Linked DNA regions of Homo sapiens: region 2 is linked to region 1. A link is an interaction called in ENCODE POLR2A ChIA-PET data of the cell type or tissue named here. Cell type or tissue: PC-9. All regions are shown on one strand. Each heading gives the region's core, and the rest is flanking DNA. Links, peaks and the distances in the headings are about the cores only. Region 1 has its middle 12 kb from the start of OXGR1. Region 2 overlaps MBNL2 (muscleblind like splicing regulator 2).

Evidence for each region. ChIA-PET counts read pairs that join two places held together with the same protein. Peaks named below come from ENCODE experiments on the same cell type or tissue, not always from the same donor. Only the 100,000 strongest peaks of a DNase experiment are listed, where the experiment ranks them.
Region 2: POLR2A ChIA-PET joins it to region 1 with 17 read pairs; 2 of 35 experiments call an interaction of 5 or more read pairs at or near these places.

The regions. Positions count from the first base shown.
Region 1 is chr13:97,000,563-97,012,281 of GRCh38, reverse strand. No RefSeq gene overlaps it. Among named protein-coding and RNA genes, the nearest start is that of OXGR1, 12 kb to the right of the region's middle. In PC-9, for the core only: no CTCF peak of the experiment used is centred there; a DNase peak (open chromatin) is centred at 6,481.
Region 2 is chr13:97,340,024-97,351,742 of GRCh38, reverse strand. MBNL2 (muscleblind like splicing regulator 2) reads right to left here. Exons shown (of 9, transcript NM_001382683.1): 4 at 8,527-8,727; 5 at 4,676-4,939. Among named protein-coding and RNA genes, the nearest start is that of RAP2A, 88 kb to the left of the region's middle. In PC-9, for the core only: CTCF peaks have their summits at 6,820 and 7,023 (motif pointing right); a DNase peak (open chromatin) is centred at 7,002; H3K27ac peaks cover 1,883 bases.

The sequences.
Region 1 (11,719 bases), core at 2,256-10,255:
CCAACATGGTGAAACCCTGTCTCTGCCAAAAATACAAAAATTAGCCAGGCATGGTGGCAGGCGCCTGTAATCCCAGCTACTTGGGAGGCTAAGGCAAGAGAATCACTTGAACCCAGGAGGCAGAGGTTGCAGTGAGCTGCCATCACGCCATTGATCTCCAGTCTGGACAAAAAAGCAAGACTCTCAAAAAAAAAAAAAAAATAGCTTGGGAGATTGCCCCTGGACATGGGAATCTGTGTATAATAAGCAGGGCAGGCCCTGATATGCTGCTGGAAAAAATAGTCCAACAAGAATTTATTTCTCACTCATGCTGCACGCACAATGCAGGTTAGCCAGGTGCTCTACTCATTGTAGTCATTCAGGGACATGGGCTGATGGATGTTGTGTTTTGACAGATGTTCCAGGATTGACAGGGCAGGGAAAATGGACATGGCAAGTTATGCATTCACTCTTAAATCTCTACTTGGAAATGACACAGGGTCGTTTCTGTTCACATCTCATTGGCCAAAGGAAGTCATGGCCTCAGCTCACTTCGGAGAGGTTAACAGAGGCAATGGTGCCATGTGCCCAGCAGGAGATAAAAACAGGTGCCTGTAAACAGCTCTAATGACTACCAAGCAGTGGGTGGCACTGGTGATTAGTACAAGCAGGAGAGTAGTGGTGCTCTGCGTCACTTGGATACGCCTAGAAACCTCAACAGTATTTTAGAAGCTTCTCAGATTTATTTGCCTTTTCCCAGGAAACCAGCAAGAAGGGATGACTTTTCTCCATGCTATTTTACCATAGCATAGAAAAAAAATCTGTTAAAAGTTCCAGTGCTTTCTCCTGTGACACAGTTCAGGAGACACAGTTCACGACACCACACTGCCTTAAGTGTAAATTCCTGATCCACCACCTGTGTGCCATGGTCTAGGGTTTTTGCTGTTTTCTAATTTTAAATTTCAATTAAAATAACTTTTTTAAATGCACCACAAAGAAATGTAACAGAAATGCAGAAATGATTATAGGCAGACAATAGATAATGAAAATTCCTTTTAAACAGAGATTCACAATAGGAAAGAAACATTTTTAATATAACAAGTATATATTTAATTATAAACCATAAGAGTAAACACTTTCCAAATATTAGCAAAAAATGCCAAAAAATTGTATCCTCCCATTCTCTTGAAATTGTGCTAGACACTAAATATCTTAATGGAGAAAATTTAATGGAAAGAATTGTTGACCCGATAAAAGACGATTAGCTAGCAGAAAGGACAAAAGAGAACTTTAAGGTTTAACAGGAGTAGCAGGTGTAGACAGCAGCTAGTGATGTGAAGACTGAGGGAGATGTGAACTAGGGAGGAACGCGGAGATCTTGAGGACCCTGCAGGGCTGAGACTCGGGGCCTCTGGGCTGAAGGAGTAGCAGCTGGAGGAACACCCGTCCTGGGAGAAGGACTCCCATGTGCCTACCTGCTTTGAGACCCTGACAGCCTCAGCCACTGCAGTGAACTCTGCTGGGACCACCACTTGCCCTGTGAGTAGATCTCGGAAGGAAAACAAAAGCAGAGAGAAAGGACAGTCCTGGTGTGTTAAATGATGTCTCCCCAAAAGATATATTGAAGTCCTAACCACAGGTAGCTGTGAATATGAGCTTATTTGGACATAGGGTTTTTGCAGACGTAATTAAGACCTAAGTTAAGATAAGGTTATACTGGAGTAGTGTGGGCCCTTAATCCAATATGACTGGTGTCCTTATAGAAGAGGAGAAGAGATACAAAATCAGACACACACAAAGAGAATGCCATGGGAAGACACAGACAACCCGAGGGAAGATGGCTCCAGGGACCGGAGAGACACATCTATAAGCCAAAGACTGCCGGCAATCCCAGAAGCAAGAGGAAGGAATTGTAAAAGGGATTCTCCTCTCCAGCCTTAGAAATATGGCCCTCCAGATACCCTGATTTCACACTTCTATCTTCCAAAATAGTAAGAGAATAAGTTTCTGCTGTTTAAGCCACAGCCTGTGGTACTTTGTAACAGCAGCCCTAGGACAGAAATGCAAGTCTTGCTGCCTCCCTCCTGGGCTCTCTGTTGGCCGGCAGAGGAGAAATGAATTTTGTGGAGCCCACTTCACAAACGATGAAAAAGAAGGGTGAGTGTGGAGCTCAGGAAAAATGAGATAATAGCTGGTACAATCTGTTTGGCCTTGGTTAAGTTGAAAAACTTCTTTGATGCTCAGTTTCCCTACATGTAAGAGGGTGAACAATATTATGGTTCCTCATAGGGGTGTTGTGAGAATAACTGAGAAGGTGCACATAGTTGTGGTTTTGTACCTGCAAAAAAGGATTTAATAAGATGTGTCTTCATATGCTTAATATTTCCAACATGTATTGAAACCAAAGGAGAAGTTTTCTGATTCACTGAGGGAATTTACCCTGCTTTGGAGGAAAGAATAGTGTGATAAAATTTCAATTCTCATGATGATTTAAAGCCTCTGCATCTCGAGACGGGAGAGGAAACCATTGTAACCCCTATAAATCCATCCAGCCGAAAGACTCTACATTTGGGATAACTCTCCCACAAAATCTAAATTAACAGAAATCCTTAATCCTTTCAGCATCCCTACTAACAAATTGATTTGAGGAGGAAAACAGAAGAGCCAATTAAAAATAAAGAATGTTATATAACAAACATCAACAATGGCAATACCAAAACACTGGGCTGCTTTAGTTCTGTAAGGGAGCGCCTTCTACCGCCTCTAACTTGCCTGGGGTTGGAAATTTTTATTGCTGTCTGGACACACAGGCACATTTCCCACAAAGCTAAGGGTCACTGGTGAATCTATTTAAATCTCTTCCATTTTGGTTAACAAGCTTAGCTTTGAAATTAAAGAAAAAAAAACCTGAATACAAATTGGGACTCATTCTAGGAGACAGCTGGAGTAAGTTTGCTCTGGGAAATATTTAAGGAGACTACAGAAATGCAGACTCTTCTCTACTTCCCTTAAGCATGTCATACTCAGGAGTCACCAGAGTTGGCCTCAAGGAAAGGGCAACGTGAAAACTTAAAATAATTTTTAAAAATTTTTTATTTTGCATGAGCTTAAGGGGTAAAAGTTCAGTTTTTTTACAAGGATATATTGCATATTGGTGAAGTCTGGACTTTTAGTGTAACTATCACTAGAATAATGTACATTATACTCATTAAGTAATTTGTCATCCCTCACCCTCCTCCCATCCTCTCTCCCTTCTGAGTCTCCAATGTCCATTATTCCACATTCTATGTCTATGTGTATACTTTATTTAGCTCCCACTTGTTAGTGAGAAGATGTAGTATTTGACTTTATGATTCGGAGTTATTTCACTTAAGATAATCATCTCCAATGCCATCGTGTTGCATAAAAACGTTCAGGTCTGTTAATGCTTCACCAGGCCTGGCCTCCAAAGACGCCCACTCCCTGAAATAACTACCCTACCTTGGTTTATGGTTACCATGCACCAAATTGTGTAGTCAGCACTGGAAAAACAGAAGTGAACAAGATAGTGAACAAGAAGTGAACTTACAGTCTAGTGGAGAAGACAAACCCTGAACAATAATTCATGTGAGATGGTCCTTCTAAATCTCACTGTGTTTAGAACTTCCTGAAACATTTGTGTTCAGGTCATCCTGAGACTGGCCTGTGGTTCCTTATTGGATCCTGAAAGGGCCTGTCTTAATTCAAACTTGTTCTTTCAGAGCACAAAAGTCCAAAACTTGTTGCATACCCAAAGGTATCTGACTTCTGCTGACCTCCAGGTGCTCTTTGGCCAAATACCTGGCTGACGTCAAATGTCCACTTGCTGTATATCTCTTAGAAATTCGCTCAAGAAAGTGCTGGGAAGTTGTCTGACTTTGAGTCACCCCATTGTGATATCTGGTTTTGAGGAACCACCCTACCTAGGTGAATGTCCTTGGGAGGTGAGGAAATAGTAAATGTCTACGAAGTAGTCACCTGAGCACAGGGAGAACTATGCAAGTTTAGTGTCCAATAAAGTGTGCTGGAAAGATTGAATAGACTAGTCTTCAATATTTAAGCATTAATTGAAAATTCATGAAAAACTCTTTTAAAAAGGCATTCACAGAAAAATCCCCCATTTTCAAGAGGAGGTCTATGGCATTTCAGCATCACTCTCCGAAATCCTTGAAGATCTGGCTTCAGTGTTTCATTTTGCAGTGTGGGGTGATTGAGCTGAAATGAACACAAAATAGTCATTAACAGAGTCAGAATTAGGGGCAGTAAGCTGTGTGCAGTGGCTCATGCCTGTAATCCCAGCACTCTGGGAAGCTGAGGCAGGTGGATCACTTGAGGTCAGGAGTTCAAGACCAGCCTGGCCAAGATAGTGAAACCCAGACTCTACCAAAAATACAAAAATTAGCTGGGCATGGTGGGGGGTGCCTGTAATCCCAGTTACCTGGGAGGCTGAGGCAGGAGAATCACTTGAAACCAGGAAGCAGAGATTGCAGTGAGCTGAGATCGCACCACTGCACTCTAGCCTGGGGGACAGAGTGAGACTCCATCTAAAAAAGAAAAGAAAAAAAAAAGAACTGGGGCAGTCATGCCAAGATTCTATTGCAGCAAACAAACATGACACATGTATACCTATGTAACAAACCTGCACGTTGTGCACGTGTACCCCAGAAATTAAAGTATGATAATAATAAATTAATAATAATAATAAAATTTTAAAAAGGAGAAAAGACGACCATCTATGAACCAGAAAGTAGACCTTCACCAGTCACTGAATATGCTGGCACCTTTATCTTGGACTTCTCAGCATCCAGAACTGTGAGAAATAAATTTCTGTTGTTTATATATAAAAAAAATGCCCCTTATCATCTAACATATGCTTCTGATCCCCCTGCCACCAAGAGTGAGAAATGCTATTAAATTCTATTCCATACCAATGTAGCATGGAATCAATACTGCTTCACAGGAACTATGCAATGGACCAGTACTTTTGAGTAAGGAGGCCTGATGAAATATATTTCTATACGATATACCAGTAAATATGGTGTTTATTGGCAAAACCAGCCCTATGTGTGAGCAGAGGTGTTGGCATCTCTAGGACATGCTTTGAGATTTCTTGGAAGATGAAAGGTGTCAGTCTCTAGTCTTCAGTGTTCCATAAAGGCCTTCAAAAAGAGCTCTACGTTGTGAATAGGCTGACGGATTTTGAGGACTTTCAAAGGGGAGCCACATTAAGAAGGCTTAGTTTTTATGTTGAGGCCATTACTATGGCTTATCATATAACTAAAAATAGGGCTCTGAGGGAGAGATACTCAGGTAGGATCTTTGAGAGGATTACCATATTGATTTCCTCCATAACTAAGTCCACTTAATTGTTGTCTGTCGCATTCATTTAGTACCACAAAAGAAAAAAGCATGGGATCAAGGTGGAGTTTGGGCCCTGGAGTTAGATTTCTTGAGTTTCATATTTTGGATCTGCCACAGCTATTGGACCTTGGGCAGTTATTCAATCTGTCTCATGATCTCATGTGTAAAATGGGAATAATGATAGAGGGAACTTCATAGAACGAGGTGTTATTTGGCATTAATAACACCCAATAGGTAGACATAAAATAGCATATTTTATCATGCATCAAGCCTTTCCTCCCAACTAGACAGTGAACTTATTTTAGATAGGTGTGAAATCTTAGATATTTTTATTCCACCCTGCCTGGCATGGTGCTAGGCACTTAATAGTGATACCTAGCATTACAAGAAAAAGAAACTTAACAGTTTCTTTTATGGTATATTATTATATGTGCAGTTTTAAAATTTTTCCAATATTCCCACAAAACCAGGAGGTAGATAGGAAGTTATTTTTAATGAGAAAATAGAAACCTTCAGAATTTAATAACTTGCTTGAGGCCATGCAGTTAGAAATACCCAGAGCTAAATTCTGAAATATGATGGTTATTACAAACCCAATGGCTGCCCTGCCCATGTCATCAGCATATCTTTAGTAGGCTCCCTGTTAATATCTGTGGCCATTTTGGTTGATTGATGGGAACACTAGTCATGGAGAATGCTGAGTGCCTGGGGAAGTTCCCCAAGGAGGATCTGAGACACACTGAGGATATGGTGCCCTTCTACAGTGCTCTAGACTCAGCCCTTCCCACTGGGCTTGCTGAGCTGTAGGCACCACGTCTTTGGTATCTGGCTACATGTGGAGCATAGGTCACTAACAGAGAGAGAGAGACTGACAGCAACAGTAGAGGCAAGCCTAGACTGGCCTTTGTTTATCCTTGCACACATGTGTGGCTGGGGTCAGTCCACAAGGGCAAGGAGAGGAGGGATGAACACTACTACTCCAACCTTGGAACACAGCACACTATGCTCCTGAATGCCACAGACCTGTCTAATTTTCATTCCTTGCTCCCAGGAAAATGGCTGAGGGGTAAGAGCTTGTTTCCTAAGCTCTCCATAGAACACAAAAAGACTCATGTGGCAGGAATGCAGCTCACTAGAGAAACATGTACACATTACCCATGATTATTTCTACTGATATGCAGCAAGATCATTATTTGAAGAAAGTGAAAGAAGTAAGGAGTGGTTGTCAACTGGCCTGTTATGTCTGAGAACAGATTATTTGCAAAGTCCTAGTATACCCCTGGTTTCCAGTAATATAATAAAATGAAAGCTTGAATTGTACACACAGCCAGCTTAAAAAAATGTCAGTTGCAAATAGATAATTTGCTATTTCAAAGCCCTCAGGGAGGGAAACTGTTATTTTTTACTCCTCATTTTTTTCTCCCTCTCTTTTTCCTGCACCCCCCAACCATGTGTGTGTGTGTATGTGTGTGTGTGTGTGTACACAATGCTGTGGAATGACCACATGGCTCCTTTTGGGTAAATTTGCAAAGATCTTCTCAATTCCCCTTTTGTCTCTTAAGACATAATTATTTATAATTTGTCCCCCTGTGGATGGAGAGCCATCCAGTGTACACAGAGCCCACCTGGGATGAAAGTGTCTAAGAAATTACACATGTACAAATGCAATGTCCAAAATATATCATCACTCAGGGCTCTGAGCTAGAATGACCCAGAATGAAGAAAGGATGATGGCTGTGCCACCTAAGACTAAAGGAGTTGAGATGCTTGTGTGCATGCAGTCAATCAGAGAAAAAACTGCAACAGAAGATGGCAACCATCCAGCTCATTCATAACTTACAGAATCAGTCTGTGGCATCCAACGGGGAACCGGAGATAACAGAAGCCATCTGGATGACTTCAATAAAAATAAACCAATATTTGATGTCTCTTGTCAGCTATAAACATAAGAAATAGGGACTTAAATGCTTCCTTTTAATTGATACTTCTGAAAATGTTCTTAACTTTGCTAACTTTTCCAGGGTTGCACCTGAAGACAGTCAAACAAATGACTTCCTAACTGAAGGCCAGGTCTGACTTCCTGGGCGTGCTACCCGAGCAGTATCCCAGCGTCCCACGCTTAACAGGGTCCCTCATTTGGTTTGATGTTCTGTTGTGGCTGTCTTGAAATTCCTAAGCATGTTATCTTCGAGCTTGTGTTTTGTAAGTGAAATGTGACAGGACAATGGAGCATGTGAGTCACAGAGGAGTTATGTGTAATATGCATGTTCACCATCATTCCTTGCAGCCCTGTTTACAAATAGCATTCACGATGCCCAGTGAGCAGATAATTCTGGTGGACCCACAAGGCCATAGAGTTCAGCGATACTTAAAGCAAGTGCTGGGTGAGTGTGTTAGGTCTACATCTGGGTAAAAGGGGCATTGACAGTCTCCATAGGTCCTGCTTTCTGTCTGAACCAACACTTGCCTAACATGCAGAAAGAAGGTAAGGGCATCCTAAGAAACATTAATGTGCAAAAACTCTGTCCCCTCTTGTCTTGTGTTACTTCCCTGAATAAACCAATGGCTTATACTGACAATGACGCAGAATTAGGGAAGGATAGGGCAATCCATAGTTCATCTTCCTTTCAGTCTTTCTGACTCATCAGTAAGCCAAAGAGAGAGACAGCATTGTTAGAGTATGTGTGTATGAAAAAGTGAGTGTTTCCATTATCCTGGTAAAAACGGAATACACATACATATGTGAGCTTTGAAAGTCAACTTGCATCATTCTGAAGATGCTTCATACTAGTTAAATACTCTTGTACTTGCATTTAAAACTGGCATTGCGCTATATCAACAGTAAATTTCATGCAAATACTTTAAAATTTTAATTTTTCTTTAACTTAGAATGATATTACCTACCAAATAAAAAACCCCACCATGGCAGGTCAAGAGAAAGACTGGAAAAAAAAGAAAAGCTTTATTTTAACACCTGTAAAGGAAGTTTTCTCCTGCTTTTTAAACTAAGATCCTCAAATTTTCAACACTAAGACCTGTGAATTATATAGCTGGCCCTGCTCAAGGTCTAAATAAGTGCATAGGACTATGGTGGAAAGAACTGTGTTAAGTGCACACTCCAGGTAATAATGACCAGAGAGAACACTGTCCTGGGGCTCAGCTCTCCCAACAGGAAAGTGACTGAAGCCCAAAGCCACTGGGTACAGAACATGATTTAAAAAACAAGACTTCCCTTGAGCTGTTCTTTTATCATAATTGGCCTGGAAGGTTGGTTTTCAGGAGGAAAGTCTTCCAGCACTTCCATCTCTACACTGTCTTTACACATTCTCAAACTCACTGCTATCCACCCAAATGGAAATCACTGGGTTACAACCACAGAGATGAAAAAATTTCAGGTTAATGTAAAGAAGTCATGAAAGAACAGAGTGAGAATATTTTCTTTTCAAATAAATATGTAATAAAATAACAAAATATGGATGTATTTCTTCAAAGAATATAACTCTGAGATCATAATGACCTTATTTGCCTTTAGTTAAACGTAAAATAAAACAGCTCAGATGTAAAGTTTCAAAGGACTTCTGAAACCACAGGATGAGTGATCAGTCTCCTTTGACATAGAGAAGAGGGTTAGGGAGGTTTGCAAAGGCTAGGAATAAACCACCTTTGAAGACAGAGTAGAGATGAATGAGTCACTCTCTCTGAAAACCTAGATCAACCAAATGAAGCATACGTTGTCTTTCCAATTATCACTAGACAGATAATTGTAAGAATTTAACAAAGGTTTGGACACAGTTAAACCCACAATTTGGATTAAGGCAGGATTTACAATTAAAGAGGATTAAATTTTTTTTCAACTTAATGAAATATCAATCTGCTATAATTAGGAAGGAAGTAATAATGAACAGCTTAATAATTTTAACTAACAATCATATATCAGTGTGCAAAGCAGAAAAGACTAGACCCTGAGGATTGTCTATGAAAATTCAAAGAAAGGAATAAATAGCTACTAAAACTAAATAACTTATTATTTTATTTTTTTCTAAAAGTGATGACTAAGACGAGCTACTGTAAGATTCAAAGGATGCTATCTTTACATCTTAGCTGCACCACATTCCATTTCAACCTCCTCTTATTCACACCAACTCCTCCACATCCAGACCCTGTCCATCACAGAGATAAACTTGTCTGGTTCATTGTTCGTAAAACCCAGGCTAGTTGAAAACTATTTTGGGTTTCTTACTCAAATCAGATTTCAACTGTGATTTTTCAAAAGTCAATAGGTTAGTACAGTGGCCTGTTGTGTCAACAGAGCCCTGGAAAAAAATTAATCATGAAAGCAATAGAAAAGGTCAAAAGGAAGAACCTGAAAATGCTATAATAAAGACATCCCAGAGCCTATTATGTGTATTTCTCAGGTGTTTTAATTCAAAAGCAGAAGCATGACAAAGAAAATAAGATGATAGTGCTCAATCATGGTTGCTGAAAGGGAAAGGTGACATAAGATATTAGCAGGGCATGGGAACAAATTTCAGCAGCTTATGCTGACTTAATATTCTCTAAAGAATCTAATGAAAGAGGAGAAATTCTAATAGAAGTAGGAAAAGAATCTCTGTCAACAAATTATCTTTTAAGTATTAGGTGAAGTTAATGAAACTGGCATCGGCTGCTATGGAAAATACAGACAATCATCATTTCAGCACTGAAGAATGTGAAGTTCTGAACTTTTGTCAGAGTGTGTGATTAATGTCGTGTTCACACAGTGATAGAGCAAGGTAGGACTACAGGAGTTGACGGCAGTGCTGGAACAATTTTCTACCATTCCAGTCCACCTTAACCATCCTATGCTGGTTGTCAGTAATGCCACATGGGGCTCAAAAAATCACAAGCCGCATTATGGGTATCTTGGCAATGGAGAGAATGTGGGGATCATTTTACTATGGTGGGAGTCTGAATATGTGCATGGGTGGAACGGAGTTTCTTCATGATCTTAGAGTTGAAGAGAAAGAGCGTTTATGTGATATGCTGGTATAGCAAAGCTTCCTTATGCTGGCAACGGACTTGGCACTGGCCCTTGAATCTATTTATCTTTCAAAAAACCGGAAGATAGTTTAAGGAACTATGCGATTCCCATCCAAAGCTCTTTTTATAATTTCAAAGGTCCAAAATAAAAAAAAAGGAAATGAAACTTTAACCACGTAAGTAAACCCCAGAAGTTGAAAACCTGAACAAATAACCAAAAAATAATATATAATTAATATAACCCAACATATAAATACTATCAAACATGTGAAAGATTAATCTTTAAGGTAATAACAACAATTAGGTTTCTTTCTTCAGAGAGTTTTCTAGAATTTTTTTTCTTAGTAGAACCTTGCTGATAAAATATTTGAATTAAATACTGCCCAACAGAAAAACTAGTGGACAAGAAGGTGGACAGCTTTTATCACACTTCCCTACTTAAAACACTTCCAGTGGTATCAAATTACACGGCCTGTGCAATTTGATCACAATTATCACAAACTTCGTGGCTTCAAAGAATACATATTTATAATCTTACAGTTTCTGCGAGTCCAGGGTTAGGAGTCCGAGCACAGCTCACTTGGTCCTCTACTCAGGGGCTCACCAGACTGCAATCAAGCTATTGTCCAGGGCTGGTTTCTCATCAGAGGCTCAATGCGGAGGGATCTGCTTCTAAGCTCCCGCAAGTTGGCAAATATCATTGCCTTGCAAGCTGGCGGATATCATTGCCTTGCAAGCTGGAGGATTCAGGACACTTATTTTTTTTAGGTTTAGAGAGAGTATAGTTTCTCCACAAAATGCTCCCATTTTACTTTTTAGGACTTAGCCATCCTTCTTGCTCTCCTAGATTTACTTAAAAAAAAAACAGTATTTCAGGAAAATTGGGCCTCATGCTATTACCTAAGTACTTTCTTCTGTTCTCAGCCACTGTATTTTTGCATAAACGGACTCCTTTTCCTGAAATTCCTTCTTACAAACACCTACATTTGTTGAAGGTGTATCTCAAATGTATGCTGTATTTCTTTTTGAAGTGAAACATTTTGCTGATGATTCTTGTGAAATTTGTCAATCCTGCCATTTGTTTTTGGTTCGTTTCAGAGTAATTATCTCTCGGAAGCACTACTGGCCACTGCCCAAAAGTACATCCCAAGAAGATGACTGAGCCATGGAGTAACCCGCAGACTCCAGACTGCTTCCTCACTGCATTATCCCTTTTCTTTCCTTTGATTTCTCAATCTTCTTGTGTTTTCACATTATAGCTGTACATCATCTCCTCAGCTCCGCCTGTCCTGGTTGTCACTGGTTTTCCAAATACTGTCTGTGCTCCAAGTTAGAGCTACCC
Region 2 (11,719 bases), core at 2,466-10,465, 340 kb before region 1:
GAAAACCTAATTTAGAGCAAGGTCCTGACTCTCCTCAATTCTATGAAGGCTGAAAGGAGACAGGAAGCTACAAAAGAAAAGTTGGAAGCTAGCAGAGATTGGTTCACAAGGTTGAAGAAAAGAAGCCATCTCCATAACATAAAAGAGCATGGTGAGCAGCAAGGGCTGATGGAGAAGCAGCAGCAAGTTATTCAGAAGATCTAGCTAAGATCACTGATGAAGGTGGCCACAGTAAACAACAGATGTCAACGTAGACAAGCCAGATATTGGAAGATGTCAACTAGGACTTTCAGAGCTACAGAGGAGGACTAGCTTCAAACCTTCAAAGTACAGCAGCTGACTCTTGCTAGAAGCTAATGCAGCTGGTGAATTTAAATTGAAGCCAATGCTCATTTACCATTCTGAAAATTCTAGGGCCCTTATGAATTATGCTAAATCTACTCTGCCTATGCTCTAGAAATGAAACAACAAAGCCTGGATGACAGTATATGTATTTACAACATGGTTTACTGAATGTTTTAAGCCCACAGTTGAGACCTACTGCTCAGAAAAAAAGATTTGTTTCAAAATATTACTGCTCATTGACAATGCACCTGATCACCCAAGGGCTCCAGTGGAGATGTACAAGGAGATTAATGTTGTTTTCATGCATGCTAACACAACAGCTGTTCTGCAGCCCATGGATCAAGGAGTTATTTCAACTATCAAGTCTTATTAATCGAGAAATACATTTTGTAAGGCTGTAGCTGCCACAGATAGTGATTCCTCTGATGAAGCTGGGCAAAGTAAATTGAAAACCTGTAAAGGATTCACCATTCTAGATGCCATTAAGAATATTCATGATTCATGGAAGATCAAAATATCAACATGAACAGGAGTTTGGAAGAAGTTAATTCCAATCCTCATGGATGACTTTGAGGGGTTCAAGACTTAAATGGAAAAAGTAAGTAACTCCAGATGTAATGGAAATAGCAAGAGAACTAGAATTCTTAATAGAAGTCGAGCCTGAAGATGTGACTGAATTGCTGCAATTTCATGATAAAACTTTAATGGTTGAGGAGTCGCTTTATGGAGCAGCAAAGAAAGTAGTTTCTTGAGATGGGTTCTACTCTTGGCTAAGATGCTCTGAACATTGTTGAAATGATACCAAAGGATTTAGCAAACTATATAAACTTAGTTGATAAAGTAGCAGCAGGGTTTTAGAGGACTGTCTCCCATTTTGAAAGAAGTTCTACTCTGAGCAAAATGCTATCAAATAACATTGCAGGCTACAGAGAAATCTTTCATAAAAGGAAGAGTCAATCAATGTGGCAATGTTCATTGTGTTTTAAGAAATTGTATTTTTAAGAAATTACCACAGCCATCACAACTTTCACCAGTCACCACCCTAATCAGTCACCAGCCATCAACATCGAGGCAAGACCTTCCACCAGCAAAAAGATACGACTCACTAAAAGCTCTGACTATTGGTTAGCATCTTTTAAGCAACATTTTAAAATTAAGGTGTGTATATATTCTTCAGACATAATGTTCTTGCACATTTAATAGACCACAGTGTAGTGTAAACATAACTTTTATATGCACTGGGAAACCAAAAAATTCATGTGATTTGTTCTATTGTGATACTCGCTTCATTGCAGTGGTCTGGAACTGAACTTTTACTTGAAGGACTAATATTTCCATTATCAGGGCCTCATTCCATACCTCAGTGACCAAGGATAGCCACTGGGACCCAGGCTGAGTCAATCACAGCATCCTGTCACTGACCACAGGGACAGCCACCAAAATGACCTTTAACTTCTTCCCCTGCCCCAATACCTAATTAGAGCTGGTATAAAAGACACCATTCTCTCTCTTGTCAAAAGATGTAAGAATACATCCCTATAGAGGTCCAAAGCCTTGGTCCTGGGTCTTGTAGAGAAGCTGACCTTAGAGAATGGTGTGGCCATAGTAAGAGAAGCAGGCAGGGGAAAGAAGAGAGTGACCTGTTGGTTCTGAAGTTTCTGAACCCAGGCGTTCCTGAGTCCATCTCTACTAAAAATATAAAATTAGCTAGACATGGTGGCATGCACCTGTGGTCCCAGCTCCTCGGGAGGCTGGCGCATAAGAATCACTTGAACCTGGGAGGCGGAGGCTCCAGTGAGCCAAGATCGCACCACTGCACTCCAACCTGGGTGACTGACAGAGCAAGACTCTGTCTCAAAAAACAAATAAATAAACAAATTTTGTGGAAAAATGTGTTCTTAGTGCCCATCAATCAACACACCAATTAGGATAAGTTGGAGCTGGCCTAAAATAATGATTACAATGAAAAAAAAATTTGCTTCCTATGGGATGAGATCCTCACCAGGTTGATAGTAGAATGGATGTCGCATTGGCAAAATGTGTAAAAGATCTCATTTGTGCTCTGAAAGAATTCCTTTTTTATCAGCCTTAAGTGATCAGTTTACTCTCCTCCTCCCATTCCCAATTATAATGAGTTTCGGAAACTACTCTTTTACTAGAAGAAAAAAAGGGAGAATTTCTCTATTTTATTGACCCTCTTGTGTGGATACATACATCTCCACATATATAGGAATTCACACTCAGCAAAATAAAAAAATATTAGGTCCAATAACATATGAATGAGAAGGACGAGAGGAAAGGACACTAAAGGGACAAGAAAAGGACTCAGAGATTAAACAAAAACAAAAACAGTGATTTAGATGACGAGGCCAGTGCTCAAGGTGTATGGAAATAAGCAGCTCAAATTGGAAAGGTCTCTAGAACCACACACTCCGCACCTGGTGGTGATTACCTCAGGGCAGATGGTGCCTTTCTCGCTGTATCCCTATCACTGATCACAGGTCCATGCCTTAATAAACATTTGCGCAAACAATGTTGAGTAATTGTGAACTTGTTTGTGTGACAGCTACCCTTCCATTTTAATCAGTAATCAGTGTATGAGGTGATGGCTGAGGTGATGGCTGCTAACTAGAACAAAGTGTTTTCAAACTGTACTTTTCATCTCTGCAGTCATAGCTCTCCTTCTTGAGGGAGGACTGGCCACTGAGTCCTTCATGCCCTCTGGACCCGATTAACTATTTCTATCATGTCACTGAGGAGCATGTTATTGCTCTCAGTTACTAACTCCAAACTCCTTGAGGGCAAGGAAACCTGACTGATTTATTTATTCTACCCAGCAAGTGCCTGATGCATGGTCTCATAAAATTTTTTGAAAGAATGAATGCATAGTGCCTATCACATATTAACATAGACTTCTGATAAGCCAGAGAGCTCACATGAAAACAAATTAATTAGAAACTTCTGCAACCTAATGCAGAAGTTCTCAAGCTTTGCGATGCATTGGAATCACCTGGGAGCTTTTAAAAACTGCCACTGTCGCCAGGTATGGTAGCTCGCACCTGTAATCCCAACACATTGGGAGGTAAAGGTGTGAGAATTGCTTGATCCCAGGAGTTTTGAGACTAGCCTGGACAACATGGTGAGACCCTGTCTCTACAAAAAAAATTAGAACTTAGATGGGCATGTTCCCAGCTACTCAGGAGGCTGAGGTGGGAGGATCACTTGAGCCCAGGAGTTTAAAGCTACAGTGACCCATGATCATTCCACTGCACTCCAGCCTGGGTGACAGAGACCTTGTCTTAAAAAAAAAAAAAAAAAAAAAATCCCACTGCCCAGACCACACCAGACCAACTAAATAAGAAAATAAGAAACTTCAGGGAAAGGGACAGATGTCAGGTCAGACCCTTCAGGTTGTTCCAAAATGTAGCCAAGTTTGATAAGCAATGTCTAGGCAGGTGCTTCTCAAATGTTAATGTGCATACAAAACACCTGGGAGATGTTTTACAACTTAAATTCTGATTCCCTGAGGTCTGGGGTGAGGCTGAGGATTCTGGAGGCTCCACAGGCTTCTAGGTGATCCTAATAATGGTGCATCTGGTCTCTAAGGGACAGTTAGGCTCTCCGAGATTCTGAGCAGGCTCCCAGGCGATGATAATGATGATGTACTGCTGGTCTCTAATGACAGTAGGGTGACTCAGGGAAGCAAGCCTAGGTCACAGGTCTTTTTTTCTTTCTGCACCAGCCAGGATGGCTCCACTTTCATCTGTTTCATGCATTGCTATTCTGCATAAAACCTCATTGAGATGGGGAATCTGACCAGCATTGCCCTTGTAATAAGTGAAAGAAGAGGAGAAAATGGGAGTAGCGAAAAGCCAAATCACTCTCTGGGCTTCTCTTAGGCCACAGATGTCCTCCGTGGCTGCTCCAAGGAGCTGGGTGCCTCCTCGTGCTCAGGTGCAGAAATGCACCTTTCTTTCCCCTCTCCGAAGCGGTGCCCACCTTCATGTTCATTACAAGGCCCCTGAGCCTCTCTTAAAAAGACCCTAAGTGAGCACACTCAATCTCCGCCACCCTAGGAGGGGGAACGGAGCTCAGGGACCCCAGGACTTTCCCTGCACCTGAGGGATTTACTTATTGTGCTGAAGGGGGGCAGGAGGGGAAAACAAAACAAAACAAAAAGGGGGAAAACAACAGCAAAACTTAGGCAGCGGAGCAGCAGGAATAGCAGCCTTCCATGTTTCCCGAGTGTTTGGAAGAACATCCAAGTCCCAGCCCGGAGCGGCCTCCGCAGAGGCGCCGGGGTGCAGGGGCGGCGGGCGGCCGCACTTACCATGACTGTGGCCGCGGCCGCGGCTGCCTGGGCGGCCACCGCAGCTTGGTTGGCTTGGTGCTGCGCAGCTTTGATTTTGGCCTGCAAGTGTGCAGGAGGGTGAAAATATTTGCATTTCTCCCTCATGCAACGCCCCTTTATGTAATCCATACAAACGGTTACGGTGTTGTCACTTGTGTCGATCATGGTGCTGTCTGCGGGGTGTGCAAAGCGGCAGTCGGTCTCTCCCCGGGCACAGTTTCCTCGCTGGAACTCCCTGCATACCTAAGACAGGGAAGAAGAGCCGCGCTGCAGAGGCAAGCCTGAGCCCAGGCGCCCCTGCGGCCCCGGCCACCGCGGGAGGAGCGGAGGCTGCCTCGCTTTCAATGGTGGCTCATGTACCACTGACAAGAAAAGATTGATTATGCGGAGCCCAGGTAACCACAATCTCTGACACAGTCATTTGAGTTTTGTTTTACCGCCTTTTCTAGGGTGAAAATCTATATTGAGAAAATAATACGAAATCTGCAGTTCAGCTAAAATAACAAAGGAAAAGCAACAAGGCCTCCATTGTCCCTGGGTAGCATATTATGCAGCTGTCTATCGATCTGTCTGTCTGTCTATCCATCCATCCATATATCTATCATCTATCTATTTATCCATGCATCCATTCCTTCATCTATCATCTACCATCAATCAATCTATCCAATCATCTATCCACCTGTTCATTCATCCATCATCTATTATCTATCATCTATCAATCTATCCCTCTATTATCTATTATCCATCTATCTATCCATCCACCCATCCATCTATCCATCCATCCATCCATCCATCCATCCATCTATTATCTGTTAATCTATCATTATTTTTAATGGTAAAAACTGCAATTACTTTTGCACCAACCTAATATTATCTATCATCTATCTACCTACCTACCATCTATCTATCCGTCCATCCAGCCAGCCATTCATTCATCCATCTATCATCTATCCATCCAGCCATCCATCATCTATCATCTACTGATCTATCTAAAATCTATCAATTAATTAATCATCTATCTAATCTAGTTACCTACCTATCTATATACCTGCTTACCTACCTATAATCTATCTATTTAATCTGTCAATCACCTATAATCTATCTACCTCTCTCTATATCTTCAATCACCTACTTGTATGACAATTCTGACAATGCTATAGGTTTTTTTTTGTGTGTGTGGAGGGATAATTTCACCTATATCAAGCTACCAGGTCATAGCTGTACAAAAAGAATCAGAGAAAATGACGACAAACTTGTTCCTCCTCTCTCTAAGGGGGTGGGGTGGGGTGGGGTGGGGGGAATCTGAACACTCCTGTTTCCCACTCCTTCTCTCCTGCTCTACAAAGATAACATAATCATAAATCAGAAGAACAATATCTAAGACACCAAAATTTTCATTTTTAAGGTCACTATACTATTTTTGACAGCACAGAAAAGAAAAAAAAGACAAAAGGAGAGAAATACGGCAAGAGATATAGAGAAAGAAAAATGGAGGGAAATAGTTTATTTTAAAAATTCTTTAATGCTAAATTATCCTGAAATCTCAAGTAACTAGGATTCTCTATCCCCTGAGAATTCTGGTGGATCAAGATTTTACTGTATGAAAAAATATTTCTTTAGAATTTGAAGAGTATTCTTAATTATGCCCTGCATATAGATAACATAAAATAGCATAAATAACATATGCATGTTGCTTATATAATTCTTCTCTGCTCATAAATATTAGCAGGAAATAATTATGAGTAGAATCGTAAGTTATTTATTTTTAGGCTCCAATTCCAAAGTGGATATGTAAATGATCATCACGCTGATCATTAGTGATGTTATATGAAGGGCCCCTGACATGAAATTCAAGTATTGTGGAAGTCAGACATACTTAGGAAATACTGTTTCACTGACCAGTGACCAGGCCAGCTTGAAGGTAGATAGCATAAATCACCAGATTGTTAATTGTTTCCTCCTACTTTGGATATTAGCCAACATTCTAACTTTAGTTCATAAAATGCGCAAAATAAATCACTAAGATGTTCCCACGGATTCTGAGCAAGCCTTCCTCCATCAATGGAATGACTTCTGTCTGATAGCATCATAGGTGTGGACCAGCCATCAGGCTCCTACCAAGGTGCTTTGTGTGCAGCTGACTTCATTCCTGGTTTGAAATGAACCAAAAGCCGCTCTGCTAAAATCATTGTGATTCATTTTTACATGTCTTTGTCTACCAGCCCTGTTGAGAAGGACAATTTGTTCCCAATTCCACTGATTTAATTTGTTTTCTAAAGTACAGTCACATACTGAACACAAAAGCTCCGTGGGTCCAGCAGGTGGAGCCCAAAACACTTTTCCAGTCCTGTGAAAGGTCTATTCAGTAATTGACAAGGGTAGGCTGGATCTTTTCAAAATAGTAACAATTAGAGTTTCCATTCTCTTCATCTGGGCATCCAGATTGAAACTAAGTGAAAAAATAAATATCTTCTAAAATATTTGCAGTTTGAAATTCTGAGTTTTAAAACTTGCACAGGTTATTAGGCAGCCACATTTTATTGCCTTCAAGGTTTATTGGGTTAATATTTAAACAAATGCACATTGAAAGAACATTCTCTAATAATCCCACTAACAGAAAGCACTGTGTACGTCCTAACCAGATGCATCACCTAACACCTTTAATCAGTAATGGAATTAAAGGAGCTCTCTGAAAAATCTATGAGAATCTTTATACACCCTTATGAAATGCTGTAGTGAATATCATAGGGATATAGCAGTAAGATACATAGATGAGTTCTACAGCTCTGATTAAAGAGAAATTTTACCCAACAAAGTACAGGAGGTTTGGTTTGATTCATAACTTAAGAACGATGTTTTTTATATATAGGAACTTGTTTTCTTGAATGTTATAGAACAATTGAAGTTAAAGAAAATATCTCAATTAATAACTAAATTTACGGGCTGGGCGCGGTGGCTCACGCCTGTAATCCCAGCACTTTGGGAGGCCGAGGCTGGCGGATCACCTGAGGTTGGGAGTTCGAGACCAGCCTGACCAACATGGAGAAACCCTGTCTCTACTAAAAATACAAAATTGGCCAGGCGTGGTGGCGCATGCCTATAATCCCAGCTACTTGGGAGGCTGAGGCAGGAGAATCACTTGAACCCGGGCAGAGGAGGTTGTGGTGAGCCAAGATTGCACCATTGCACTCCAGCCTGGGCAACAAGAGCGAAACTACGTCTCAAAACCAAACCAAACAAAACAAAAAACTAAATTTACTCATCCTCCAATTTCCCCTGTTTAGCAACAACACAATCAGAACTAATATGCCAGAACACACTAGAGCAGCCATGCTTGTTCTTGAGACATTGAAATATGATCATACCAATTGGTAAATAGTTGTAGTCCCACTTACTCCCACCAGTGTCCCTGAGTGTCCTCGGCTGCCCTGGTTGCTGGGCTCCTGATCCACCAGTTTCCAGAACTTTCCAGGGTCTTGCAAGGATTACACCTTGACATGAGGAGGCCTTCAGGACCTGGAGCCATCTCTATGGGCTGCATCATGATTGAGTCACTGTTCCATTGATTGTTTAATATTTTTCCCTTAAACGCATATTCCATGCAGCTGATTTTTGTGTTAAAACTAGTCTTTTCCATAGACTAATTTCCTTTATACTTGGCCTTAACTTCAAACCACAGAGTTATGAATACATGGGTTTTAGGTGAGTTTGTGTGTGTGTGTTTACATGGCTGTTTTGCAAGACTGAATTAATATCTTACAAGCAATCACTTACACAGAAGTATATTTCTACCACAAATGCATGTCAAAACACAAGTAGAATTGAAGTACCTCCAGTTTGTCAGTCCTGAGAAGTTTCTGAGTTGCAGTTGAGCCCGGGACAGTGACCGGTGGACTTCCGGGAACAATAACAGGCGTGGTGGGCAGAATTTCCGTTGGGACCAACCCAACTCCAGGGGTTACAGGTGCTAGGTAAGGAGCAAAGCTAATAGCCGTATTTGTCCCTATCGCGGGACCTACAGGGAAAGTGGGCTGTTAAAGGAAGACAACACAGGAGAAAGAGTTATTTAGAATAAAACTTTAAAAAATTACCAGCAAATGTCATTTGAGCAAAATGTATTCATCATATACTCTGTGTTAATTGTATAGCTCAATGCTGACCTATAATAAAAATGACATCCATGTAGACCCTCTCTTCCCCAAACCATACAGAAATATGAGAGAACATCATAAAAAACCTCTAGTTACAGGAACTAGATTAAGCTTTTGTCCCTATGAAAGTGTTCTCAACAAAAGAAAATAATTTCAACTCTAATTACTCAACATTCCAAACTATTAAATGTTATAACACTAAGGTAGTAAAAGCTATAGAATACTGACTAATAATCTTTGATTTATTCTACATGTTTCTCAAAGGGAGAGGAGTCACAAAACCCTTTGATTACAGCCTGATTTTCAAGTTGGCCAAGTCTATGCATTCTCAAACAGTGGGGTTACTTGGAATTTTATTTTGTCCAGACTCACCAGTATGTTTCCGTATTCCATCACTAGCATGTATATTCCCAAAATTCAAATGTAGTTTTCAAATAAACCTACGATTTTTTGCTGTAGTTCAACTACATCTAGATCCAGTCAGTCTTCCCTTCCTGAAAGGTTTTCTGGAAGAGCTTTTTAATCAAACAATATTGTGATTGGCCATTAAAAGTTGGTTTGGTTTCCTAGGTCACAAAATCAACACAGCAGTGACAAGAGCATACAGAATCTTATTAAATTTGTTCTCTGTCCCTATATTCCTCATCTAGGAATAAGAAGAAATATGCTAGTGGGTTGAGGTGATGATTATTTTTAAAAGCTCCACCTAATAATATGTAAATAATTCTGCCTTTTAGAAAGTAAATAATGTACATTTAAGAGAACAAACCTTGTTAAGTAATTTAAAATTCTAAAGATTTTTCTTAGAATAAATTGTACACCAAATTGGACCTGAATGCTTCTTTTCATTTGTTTGGTTGGTTGTTAATTATAGATGATTTTTAACCTATTTGATTTCAATTTGCAATTACATATTAATGCAGTCTTTTAACACTGAACTTAACTGTTGCTTGTCACACTTTTAACATTGAACTATGCTGTGTCATGCTTGTTCTCTGTTTCTACATTGTGGGTGACATTCTTCTTGTCTATTTATGACCCTGGATGGATTATTTAACATATGGGAAAAATGACAACCTATGTTTAATAAACATACTTTTTCTTTATAGCAGTAACAGAAAAATATCTCTTATGAAAAGTCATTATAGAAAAGAGTAAATTATTGATAGTTTGTGCAGGCAGTTATCAGACAGGCAGGAAAGCCTATTTTCAAAGTGGCTAGAAGGGGTGGTTCTAATGGTCTTAGAGGGGTCCTGGCTCAGTACTCCCACAAGATGCTGTTAGATCTCTATGGCTCAGACGTAAAATCCACTTTGGGAGAAAGTTGCAATATGAGGTCTGAATGTGGGAAATAGATGGCAGTTAGAATTTTTTTCTTCCTCTACTGTCAACAAATGTTTATATGTGTATGTTACTCACTGAGTCATAATTATAGAAAGTTATGATTTTCAGTAACTGTAGCTTTTATAATTTAGTACTACTGGAGAAAAAGCCAAGTGATTTAAATGGTTTACGGACTATGTAATGTTAGGATTTTTAAAAAGAATCAATTCTGAAAGGTCATAAATCACAGCACATCAGTGATTCAGTGGACTAGCTCTGTCAGAAATGCCTGGGGGAGATTTTACAAATAGTGATTAAATTCTGACCCAGTAGATCTAGGCTGAGACCTTGATACTTGAATTTTAGAAATTTTACTAAATGATCTGATGCATGGCCAAATTTGGGGAGCATTGTCATATGTGAGGAGTAAAAATAGTATTAAAAAACTTGCACTAAATGTGTAATTTAACCCAGAGACTATCAACGTAAACATTTAGATAAAAGAGCCCTCCCCCATACTGCCATTTTTATTTTCTCTGGAAGCAAATTCTCAACCCTCCCAGCCCACAGATCATTTGATGCTAGATCATTTGAAGCTAGGGTTAGTGTGGTACCATAAATACGGGTTGTACTTTGCTTTGTCGATAGGATTGAGAACCTCAAAACTCATTTCCCAAAACCATTTTGGATATCGACAAATCTATTCCAATTAGGTAACTTTTGTCTTCAAAAATATATGTCACTTGTTCATCTGATTTCATAGTCTAAAATCAATGTCCCAGTATGTTTTATTGATGATGGCAATAACACAGTTCACAGAGAAATAGTAATATTTTAAAGTAAAACCATAGATTTTAGACTCAGAGAGGCCTGAATTCAAACCTAGCACTCTGACACTTACTACTCATTAACCTGGGGAGGAAATTAACCTCCCTGGGCTTTAATTTTCTTATCTGCAATGAGTAAGTGAAACTACTTAGCTGAAAGGGTTGGGCAGAACAAGGCGCTATTGCACTCCCATTTCCCATGGTCAGAACTCAGTAAAAAGCAGCTCTCATTAATACTGTAAAAATCAATGTCCATCAAGGTTTTTTTGGCCTCAAATTATCTAACAGTTCTGCAACAGGGATGTAATGAGCATAGCAGTATAGTAAGGGTATAAAAGTGAGTAAAAATATAGCAACAAATTTCCCTTTCCTTTTGAAATGTGGACTGAAAAAAATATTTTCTGTCACGTGAAACTGAAAGTTGCAAGTTCATAGGCCTTACGAAGACAGACGCAGTTGGATATGTTCCTTTTTGATGTAGCATGTTTTTCATTGAAGTTGATTAGTTAAAAAATACAGTTACGGTGATTTGCAGAGAGGCTCACTCCGTGTTAATATTATTGTGGATAATAATGCTTTACATCTGTGAAAGGTTCTGGTAGTTCTCAAGGCATTCTCACACTTGTCTTCTTTAATCTTCTCAAATCCATGAGAAGCAAGTGCGGCAGCAAGAATTGCTCAGCCTTCCAGGTGAAAACAATTTAGAGGAGAGCCACTAAATG